Regions from separate parts of the Homo sapiens genome. Here region 1 is linked to region 2. Evidence: chromatin loops called from intact Hi-C (ENCODE). Cell type or tissue: Calu3. All regions are shown on one strand. Each heading gives the region's core, and the rest is flanking DNA. Links, peaks and the distances in the headings are about the cores only.

Region 1 (5,384 bases), core at 155-5,154, 53 kb before region 2:
TTTAAATATGCTGTCTGATAGTTTTTAAATCCGTATGATGACTAATATAAAGTATCAACTTCACTGGATTGAAGGATGCAAAGTATTGTTCCTGGGTGTGTCTATGAGGGTGTTGCCAAAGGAGATTAACATTTGAGTCAGTGGACTGGGAGAGGCAGACCCACCCTCAATCTGGGTGGGCGCCGTCTAATCAGATACCAGCGTGGCTAAAGCAGGCAGAAGAAGGTGGAAGGAGTGAACTTGCTGAGTCTTCCAGCCTTCATCTCTTTCCTGTGCTGGATGCTTCCTGCCTCCAAACATCTGACTCCAAGTTCCTCGGCTTTTGGACTCTTGGACTTACACTGTGGTTTGCCAGGGGCTCCTGGGCCTTCACCCACAGACTGAAGGCTGCACTGTCGGTTTCCTTGCTTTTGAGGTTTTGGGACTTGCACTGTCTTCCTTGCTCCTCAGCTTGCAGATGGCCTATTGCAGTACTTCACCTTGTGATCATGTGAGTCAATACTCCTTAATTAACTCCCCTTCATATATACATCTATTCTATTAGTTTTGTTCCTCTAGAGAACCCTGACGAATACACTCTGTATTACTTAAGCCTAGTTCTAATGTTTGCTTTGTCTCATAAGAAGTGTTTTTTCATGCCTTTATCATGCTTTGTCATTTTTGTTGTTGTTAGAAGGTAAATCAGAAGTGAGGTCAACAAGATGAATCCCACTGTTATGTTGCTAGAGCCCTTCTGGTGTGGGGTTAAGATATGCCCCTGGCATTTTAAATTTGGTAAAACCCTAGAAACTGAAGATAAAAAAGAGAAGACCAGCTCTGCATTGGTGAAGTCGAATGGAAAAATGAAGAAGCACCAGACAAGTGTCTGTATGGGGGATTGGGAGCCAAAATCTGCCCAGCACCTCCGGTCCTAATGCTGTGCTCTGCCCTTTGATTTTTCTAAAGCTCATGCTCATGAACTCAAATAGTAAAATAATTGTGAATTGAGAGAACTGCTTCTCCGATATCCTGATATTTTTTTAAAAGTGTCTGTTTATGTTGTAGATATGAATTTACATATATATAAATTTAGGTGTGCAAGAAATGTAACTTTATTTTTTGGTACCTGATCACAATTTCTATGTTGAGTTCCTTAATTTCTGAAACCTAATGCTTGATAACTCTGGATGACCTCACTCTCTCCTTTATTTCTCAGAGGATGCCCGAGGTTTAATGGCTTGTGATTTTTGCAGTGCTTCTCTGGGCTGGTAGCCACTGAGCCATCCTTAATTCTGCCTGTTATTTAGTTGTTGGCATGCATTTTCACAACTATGTTCTTCAGTGATCTCATCCTCAGTTTTAATTATCTCTGCATCTGACTAATCTTCTTTATAGTTTCATGCTATTTGGGGGAGATGGGAAACTGATGTTTTTGCAGCAATCTGGGCTATAGGGAATTGTTGGATGGAGGTTGTCCCAGACGGTTCTAGCCTGCTGCTCCCTTGCCGGGCTTGAGGCTGCACTGCTTCCTGGGGCTTCAACAAGAGGGACATGTGAAGGTCTACTATGCCCTCAGGTTCCCCAGGCCTGTCTAGAATGTTCTCTTCTCACACTAGACCTGCCTTGGAGTGGACCTGGAGCTCAGACCTCAAGTCAGAGATGCTGCTGAATAATCAAGCTTCCTGTCCTTCCGCAATTCTCTGTTCCTCCCATGATTTGGGGGATTTTTTTTTTTTCTATTCTGAAGGATGGGGAAAGTTATCACATACTTGTTGACTTTTGAGATTTAAAAACCAAGAACTGGCTCTTTTATGTTCAGTGTTCTACCATCAAAATCTTTTCTTGGCAATCACCTTCACTTGAATGTCAAAAGGGGGTAATAAGGAAATATCAGGAAGGAAATGTGCTTTGGTTAATATGAAAAACATTTTTCCTCCAGATTTTTCAAGTGGATTGCTACAGCTCTAAAATAGTGGCTGCTGTTTCGACCTATGGATAATTAGAACATTAAAATGCACAGTGTGACATACAATCATGAGAACGAAGGACACAGAAGATTCAAATAAGCCATGCATGAAGAATGTGACTTAGATTGAAATGATGTTTTTGAATTTTTTTTAATGGGTCACTATTTTTATTCCTGAGATGGGGTGAGTGTGTGTGGAAAGTTGTTGTAAGTGGAGGGCAACAGAAATTCTGAGAAACGGTGAAACAGCCATAAAAATGAAGGGGAAAGTTTAGACCAAGGGAAAATCACTTGCTCTGAATTGTAAGTAATGTGGACTAGCAACTATCAGGAAAATGGTTAAAATAATAGTGGATTCCATTTCTGTGTACCTGCAGAGGCTCAGGTGCTCGAGCTGGCTTTTCATATAATGATTACAAAAATAACACGTGCTACCACTTTCCTGTGTGCCAGCCATTGGCTGAATGCTTCACATGGGTTAATTAATTTATTTTCACAGCCTGAGAGAGGTTAAATAAGTAACCAAACAGCACAGGTAGCTGGTGCAGCTGGCTTTAGCCCCAGGTCTGCCTGGCTCCAAGGCCTGCAGTAGTGGCCTGTGAGCTGCATTCCTGGCTGTTGTCATGGTGATGCAGATGAGCTACCTTGTATGCGGGACCCGTGCACAGGAACAGAGCTACCTCCCATGTGGCGCGTGTTTACCTGTATGTGTGGTTTTAACATATCTGCAAAGAGCATATCTGGGTTTTCAAGCAGGAGAGACTGTAAAACTATGTTTAAACAGTATGGGGCTGAGTAAAGCATCCTGTGATATATGTTCTCCAGAGGAGAGCAAATTGGTTGGCTGTTATTTTTATACTTTGACCTTGTGAGTTTTATTTTTAATTAATAATTTGACAAAATCTGAATAAGGATTTCCAAATTTTTAAGGGGAAAATTCTTTCCATTCCTGTTGTAGATTTCACTGACCATTAGTCTTTTAACTGCCCTATTTCATCCTGTTTACAATGAGCTGTTACGTAACAGATCAAAATGGCAGCGTTCCAAGAACTTAACTGCTACTCAAATGTCAGTTGGGGTACGTAGTGTTTGAAATATTTTTCACTTGCTGTTAATAGCTGTTATGTGGTTCCTGTGTCCAAATACTAAGTGCATTTGCTCATAGATGTTCGCATATAAAGAATGAGATCTGGGGATGCTGAAGTCGATGTCATACTATCATTAACAAATTTATGTTTTCATAACTTTGCTACTAAGCTTAAAGATGTGTTCCCTTCTTTTTATTCTCAGAACATTATGAAGCTTTTTAAAAATGGGAAACACATCATAGCATGTGAGGCAAAATTATACCCAGAATCTAATAAAATTAAAAAAGAGAGAGTTTAGTAAAGTGGGAAAAATAATGGTTTAACATCGGGGTTCCTGGATTCAAGATCTGTCAATGCCCAGCCATGCGATCTTCATTTTGGACATTTTAATTCTCTCTCCAGTTAAAAAATGAAGTTCAACTAGACAACCTATAATCAAGCTCCTAGTTTTAAGACTTAAAATTGTCTATAAAGAAATACACTGGGAGAAAGTAGAAAACACTTGACTCCTGGGTTTGAAAACCAGGCCTCTTATCTCTGAGCTGGGTAGCTTTGGGTGAGGTATATACTTGACTGTCCTCAAAGTTCATTAATAAAGTGGCAGAGTAGAGTGGGCAGGGGTTGAGCACCCTTTAGATGCTAAAATTGTAAAAGTATATAACTCTTCTATGGATATTCCATTTCTTTTTCTCAGATATGGAATTTCTTATTATGGAATTTTTTGAGATATGGAATTTAATTATAATATTATTGTTCATTATTATTATTATTATTTATTGTTTATTATTATTTAATATTAAATATGTGTTTATATTTCTATAAACTCCTGTTCATTTTAAACTCTAGATCAACCACGTGAGTCTCTTACACAGGAATGACACTATTCCTTTTAGTAGTTCGCATAATTTTAAATACTTGAGTTCCTATAATTTCACACATTTTAACTCCATGTTTTAACTCATGCACACTCAAATGTATGTGTGAGCACATACATGCATGCTTGTGCATGTGTGTGTGTTTGGCAATGAAAGAAATTTGGACATTTTTGTGGTGTGGGTCAAAAACAATTTTTATTGCTATACTTAAAACCAGAATCTAGTAAAACTCTCGGCATCTAAAAATGGATCTCTTGTTTTCCCTATACGACCAATAAGTAAGACCGATGAAGAGTTCCTGCTCTCTCAGGATTAGTAAAGGTAATGTGATGCTAATTTTTAAGATGGTCCATATGCCATAACAGAGTGTCATCGTAAACAGGAGGAAATACGGCAGTTAAAAGACTAATGGTCAGTGAAATCTACAACAGGAACGGAAAGAATTTTCCCCTTACAAATTTAGAAATCCTTACTCAGATTTTGTCAAATGTTTTGACTAAATGTTTATAAGCTTTAAATAAATACTAAGTATAGAGGCATAATACTGAATATCTGAAATATCTTTCTGAATTTTTTTCTTTTTAATATATGGGTTCAAGGAAAATTTCTTAGTAAATAAAAGTTGGAATAAATACGTTTGTCATTTATTATATACAGGTAGTAGCTGCTGTATTTTTCATAATCACTGTTAGCAGTTGTGGTTAAGCCCCTAAAATCATGTTTTTCTCTCTGAAAGGGGTTTTTAGGAATCAGTCACCCACTTTGTCAGTTCTGCCTGGCCTGATCTCCACGCCTCATGTTCCTTTTTGGGGTGATCCTGTGAGAAGCCTGGTGCTGGCAGGTCTGGGAATTCAGGAGGGCCTTGGAGTGTGTTCCCTACACACTTCACTGTGCTCTTCCACTCTGATCTATATAAGAGAGCAATTTAATGTGAATCTATTTTGAATAAAATAATTAAAGCAAATGTGTTTTGAGAGAAGTTCATTCATGCCAGCTGGAAACCGATAATATAAACACAAATATTTAGTGTGTGGCTTTCACTGTTCTAGGAGCTGAAGGCAGAAAATAATAAAATCACTGACCATATAGAGCTTACTTCTTAATAAAAATGATGGCACACTAGACAACTAAATCTAGACTATTTTAGAACCTTAACCTTAGATTATTCATGTTGATTCATGTGTTCTTTCATTTCTTAACTCATTCAACAAATATTACAAAGGATAACATAGCTCAGGGTAGGAACATTTAATTGGTAGGCAAAAGACGTAGAATTCTGCCCTGAATCAAATCACTTACTGTGTGTATTAGTGATTGACACATTCCTCACAAGCCTACTGTGACAATCTGGGCTGGGCTTGTCAGGGAGGTTCTTCTGCTCTTGTGGCTCTCTCATGTATGCCTGGTGGCTGGCTGGGTATTGGCTTATTTAATATGGCCCCATTGTAGACAAATGGCTCTTCCTCCAGCAAGCTA
Region 2 (5,384 bases), core at 86-5,085:
GCAGTGAGCCGAGATTGGGTCACTGCACTCCAGCCTGGGTGACAGACAGAGTGAGACTCCATCTCAAAAAAAAAAGCCAAAAAAAAAAACCAAGAAAAACCCACACCTTTATTTATGTGTAGCAGAAATAGGTAATTTTTTTTTTTTTGAGATGGAGTCTCACTCTGTTGCCCACGCTGGAGTGCTATGGAGCAATCTCGGCTCACTGCAACCTCTGCCTCCCGGGTTCAAGCAATTGTCTTGCCTCAGCCTCCCAAGTAGATGGGTCTACAGGCATGTGCCACCACATCCGGCTAATTTTTGTATTTTTAGTGGAGATGGGATTTCACCATGTTGGCCAAGCTGGTCTCGAACACCTGACCTCAGGTGATCCACCCGCCTCAGCTTCCGAAAGTCCTGGGATTACAGGTATGAACCACTGTGCCCAGCCAGAAATAGGTAATTTTATTCATAAGAGACACACTTGTTAGGTCCTAAGGAGGCTCTGAGTTATTGGTGGTAGCTGAGTGACCTGTCTAGAGGCTGTGGACTGCAGGGTCCACACTCAAGGGGTGTCAGGCTTGGGGCACAGAGCTGAGCCTGGGCACAGAGACCATGAGCAAAAGAGGAGCCAGTGGCATCTGAGGTGGGTCTGGCCAGGCCACGGAGCTGCAGGAGATGAGATGGAAACCAAGTGCTGGAATGGAGCCAGGTGGGGTTTTTAAAATTTGCTTGTGTTTAATGCTGCTTGCTTCATTTCTACCAGGGAAAAGAGGAATTGCAAGCCGGTTATTTATCACTTTCTTCCTCTTTTTAAAAAATATGTAGCTTAAAAATTACTCTAGTAGTAACTCGTAAATAACTCATAAATAAGTACCTTTTGGTGAACCTTCTTCTAGTATCTCTGCTATGAATGTTTTGGAATAGTTATTTATATATCTATATAGTTTTATTCCACATTTATCTACAAATGTGAACTATATAGTTAGTTAAAATTATGTAAAACACATTTCTATATGTTTTATCACATATATAATCTATATTCTAATTTTCTACAAATACATGGTATTATTCATTTTTCACATTATTATAAAATATTTGCTAGAATATATTTTGCCTGCCATGTAACAGCGGCACATTGTTATATGGACTACAGTGGGTTGAACCTTTCCTCTTATGTGGAACATTTATGCTTTTTCAATCGTTCACTATTATGCATGTAAATGTTTTCTTTTTCTTTGCTCAGGAAGTATCCTAGGATAGAACCTTACCAACGCTGTGATGGGAATCAAGTTGTGAACGTTACGAAGGTTGTCACAGCTTGCAGATTCAAGCCTCTTCAGAATACAGGTGGGCTTGTCCCTGCTGCTGGCCACTGGCACTGCAGGCAAGGACCTGGCCTGGAGGGTCCCCAGCCCAGGCTTCGTGTAAGGGACAGGCCCAGGGAGGCTGGTGCCCTGCTGTGAATGTCACCACCACAGTCATATTCACTGTGATCAATAAGACATGAGCCCATGGCACGCAGTCCCGGCAGCCCTCCTGTGGTATGCCCCAACTCCACCGTGTGCCAGCTCACTACCTGCTTCCATGGGCTCTGCCTCACCTGGCCTGCATCTGTGTGAGCCAGGAGAGTCAGAACACCCGTTTGTGCTTCCTCCTCTCCTCAAGGACATGTTCATTGCAGCATTATTCACAATATCAAAGACATGGAATCAACCTAAATGCCCATCAGTGATAGACTGGATAAAGAAAATGTGGTACATATACACCATGGAATACTATGCAGCCATAAAAAAGAATGAGATCATGTCCTTTACAGGAACATGGATGGAGCTAGAGGCCTTCAAGGGCCTGCTGCCGACAGACCTGGTTCCTGGTGCTGGGAAGGTCCTTGCTAAGTGCTGCTTGTCCTCCTATGTGCTTGGGAGCCTAACACTGGCTCTAGGGCACATCCTTCCCTGGCTTGGGGCCCACCCCAACACTCTGAGTGCACCTGAGAGCTTAGATGCAGCCTCTGAGGTTGGGCCAGTGTGCTCCTCATACCCTCTCTTTTGTCATAGACCTGGGCCTGCATCAGATCTTCCTCCTCCCTGTCCTTAAATCAGGAGGTCCCAGGTGCTCAGGGCACATCTCCTGCTTCCACCACTGCAGGCCCTGCCCCATTCCCATCTCCAAGACCTACTGAGCTTCCTCAAAGCAGAGCCAGTTTCCACTGTAACATGAGGCGGTGCCCTGCAGAGGGCGCTCAGAAGTGGACTACCCTCTAGAGACACGCTGAATTGGCAGAAAGACAGGGAGATCGTTTCCTTGCAAAGTGAAACAAGGATTTTTATTTTGTCTTGGCTATACATAAAGTCAAAGCTGTTCTTGAATAAATAAGTGTTTTCCTGAGGTATATAGTCTTATAATCATCATTCTAAGTAATTTTATATTAGGTTCTTAAGTTGCTTTTACTACAGATTCTTCTACATTAACCATAATGTTGTGAGTAAACATCTTTGTGCATATACATTTTCCACATTTTGCTTGTCTTAGAATAGAGCCCCAGAAGATGGTTAAATTGTGTCATCCTTCAGAGTTATTGCCCAGTTGCTTTCAGGGTAGTTGGTGCCAATTTACCCTGCCATCCACTCTGCAATGTATGAAGTGCCACTTCCACCATACCCTTGTCAGCTGCGAGTATTCCATTTTTAGAGCGTTTTTTTAATTTAGTCAGTAAACTAAGTATAAATCATTGATTACTAAATTTAAAGAAAGGCTTTTATGAAACTAAAATTTTGAAGTCTAGTTATTGGCCACCTATCAAAGGAACCTGTTATGTACTTAAACATTTTCTACAAATAATCTTGAGATGTTATTTTTATTTCATACCCTTTAATCACTGCATCAAATTATATTGTGGTTGTCAGCATATTTGACACAAAACACGTTTTAAAATTTGGTGATTTGCTTATGGAGTTTTGAGGAAAAAAGCTACTTTAGCTTAAAATATAAATGGAAACGTGGCATGTCGAACTGTGATGAACAATAAATTTCCTATAAAACAGCTTGAAATAGTATCAAAAACCTGATCTCATTTTCAAGGCAACTGCATGGGCTTTCTGGAATTGATTTAGCAGTCTTTGAAATGTTTAGCCCTTACATTGAGAACGTACATAAATACCCACATCAGAAATGTCATGGCTAGAACAAAGAAATCAAGGTGCAAAAATAGTGCTCTTGGAGAAGTCCTTCAATGCAAGCATTACCACATTTGCTTCAATATTTATTTTTGCTCAAAAAAACCTCTTTTGAGGGAGATCTGGGGAACTCAGACCGCACTGCGGTTGGCAGTTGTTTGCTGCATTTCACAGGGCTATGTTTTAGGAAAAATTCTGTGTTGTGCCTTCTCCTGGAAATTAGCACTCCTATGAAAACAGAGCAATTCTTCTCCTTTATTTTATCTTGTACATATTTTTGCTTCCTGAACCCATGGGCTCCTCTTTTTCAAACATTTATTTTAAGTTCAGGAGTGCAAGTGCAGGTTTACATGGGTAAACGTGTGTCATGGGAGTTTGTTGTACAGTTTATTTCAACACCCTGGTATTAAGCCTAATACCCATTAGTTATTTTTCCTGATCTTTTCGCTGCTCCCACCCCCAACCTCCAAAAGGCCCCAGTGTGTGTTGTTCCCCTCTGTGTGTCCACGTGTTCTCATCATTTAGCTCCCACTTAAAAGTGAGAACATATGGTATATATTTTTCTGTTTCTGTGTTAGTTTGCTAAAGACAACGGCCTCCGGCTCCATCCATGTTCCTGCAAGGGACATTATCTCATTCTTTTTTACAGCTGCATAGTATTCCATGGTGTATATGCTACATTTTTTTTATCCAGTCTATCACTGATGGGATTTAGGTTGATTCCGTGTCTTTGCTATTGTGAATAGTGCTGCAATGAACATATCCGTGCATGTATCTTTATAATAGAATGATTTATATTCCTTTGGGTATATGTCCAGTAATGGGATTGCTGGGTCAAATGGTATTTCTCTCTTTAGGTCTTTGTGGAATCACCACACTGTCTTCCACAATGGTTGAACTAATTTACACTCCCACGAACAGAGTATAAGTGTTTCTTTTTCTCCATAACCTTGTCAGTGTCTGTTATTTTTTGACTTTTTAAATAATAGCCATTCTGACTGGTGTGAGATGTTGTCTCATTGTGGTTTTGATTTGCATTTCCCTAACGATCAGTGATATTGAGTTTTTCTTCTTATGATTGTTTGTCATATGTATGTCTTTTGAAAAGTGTCTGTTCATGTCCTTTGCCCACTTTTTAAAAATGAAGTTGTTCGTTTTTGCTTGTAAATTTGTTAAGTTCCTTATAGATGGTAAATATTAGATCTTTGTTGGATGCATAGTTTCCAAGAATTTTCTCCCATTTTGTAGGTTGTCTGTTTACTTTGTCGATAGTTTATTTTGCTGTGCAGAAGCTTTTTAGTTTAATTAGATCCCACTTGTCAATTTTTGCTTTTGTTGCAATTGCTTTTGGGATCTTCATCATGAACTCTTTGATTGTGCCTGTGTCCTGAATGGTATTACCTAGGTTGTCTTCCGGAGTTTGTTTGTTTGTATTTTGAGACAGGGTCTTGCTCTGTTGCCCAAGCTGAGTGCTGTGGCATGATCATGGCTCACTGCAGCCACAACTTCCTGGGCTCAAGAAATTCTCCTGCCTCAGCCTTCTGAGTAACTGGGAATTACAGGTGTACATCACCACACCAGGCTAATTTTTGATTATTTGTAGAGACAAGGTCTCACTCTGTTGCCCAGACTGATCTCAAACTCCTGGGCTCAAGTGATCTTCCTGCCTTGGTCTTCCAAAGTGTTGGGATTACAGCCCGGCCTCTTCCAGAGTTTTTATAGTCTTAGATAACTAGTTTTTGACAGAAGGTGTGTGACAGGGAAAAGCACGACAATGAGCAGTGGGTGACCTTTGCCCCGTGACCTTGGCAGGACTGCCCTCACCTCTCACCTCATGGGCTCTAGGACCATCCCTCATCCCCTCTGAGGATGGATGCAGGCTCTCATCCATCAGTGTCTCCTGTGCAATAAAAAGTGTGAATGCCCCACTCCTAGAACAGAAGGAAGGGGCTGGGCAAGGCTCAGGGGATGGTGCTGACACCTCGTGAGTCACTACATCTCTCAGACCCTCAGCTTCTGTGTTTGAAAGTGTGGGGATTGGGCAGGTGCGGTGGCTCACACCTGTAATCCCAGGATTTGGGGAGGCTGAGGAGGGTGGATCACCTGAGGTTGGGAGTTCAAGACCAGCCTGACCAACATGGAGAAACCCTTGTCTCTACTAAAAATACAAAATTAGCTGGGTATGTAATTTTGTATTTACAAATACAATACCAGAGGGTATGGTGG

Evidence for each region. Peaks named below come from ENCODE experiments on the same cell type or tissue, not always from the same donor. Only the 100,000 strongest peaks of a DNase experiment are listed, where the experiment ranks them.
Region 1: a loop joins it to region 2, with 2.1 times the contacts of the local background. A loop is called at or near these places in 3 of 110 quality-filtered maps.

Annotation. Positions count from the first base shown.
Region 1 is chr7:47,150,911-47,156,294 of GRCh38, reverse strand. No RefSeq gene overlaps it. Among named protein-coding and RNA genes, the nearest start is that of SNORD151, 310 kb to the left of the region's middle. In Calu3, for the core only: no CTCF peak of the experiment used is centred there; DNase peaks (open chromatin) are centred at 2,534 and 2,984.
Region 2 is chr7:47,097,847-47,103,230 of GRCh38, reverse strand. No RefSeq gene overlaps it. Among named protein-coding and RNA genes, the nearest start is that of SNORD151, 360 kb to the left of the region's middle. In Calu3, for the core only: a CTCF peak has its summit at 2,208 (motif pointing right); a DNase peak (open chromatin) is centred at 2,220.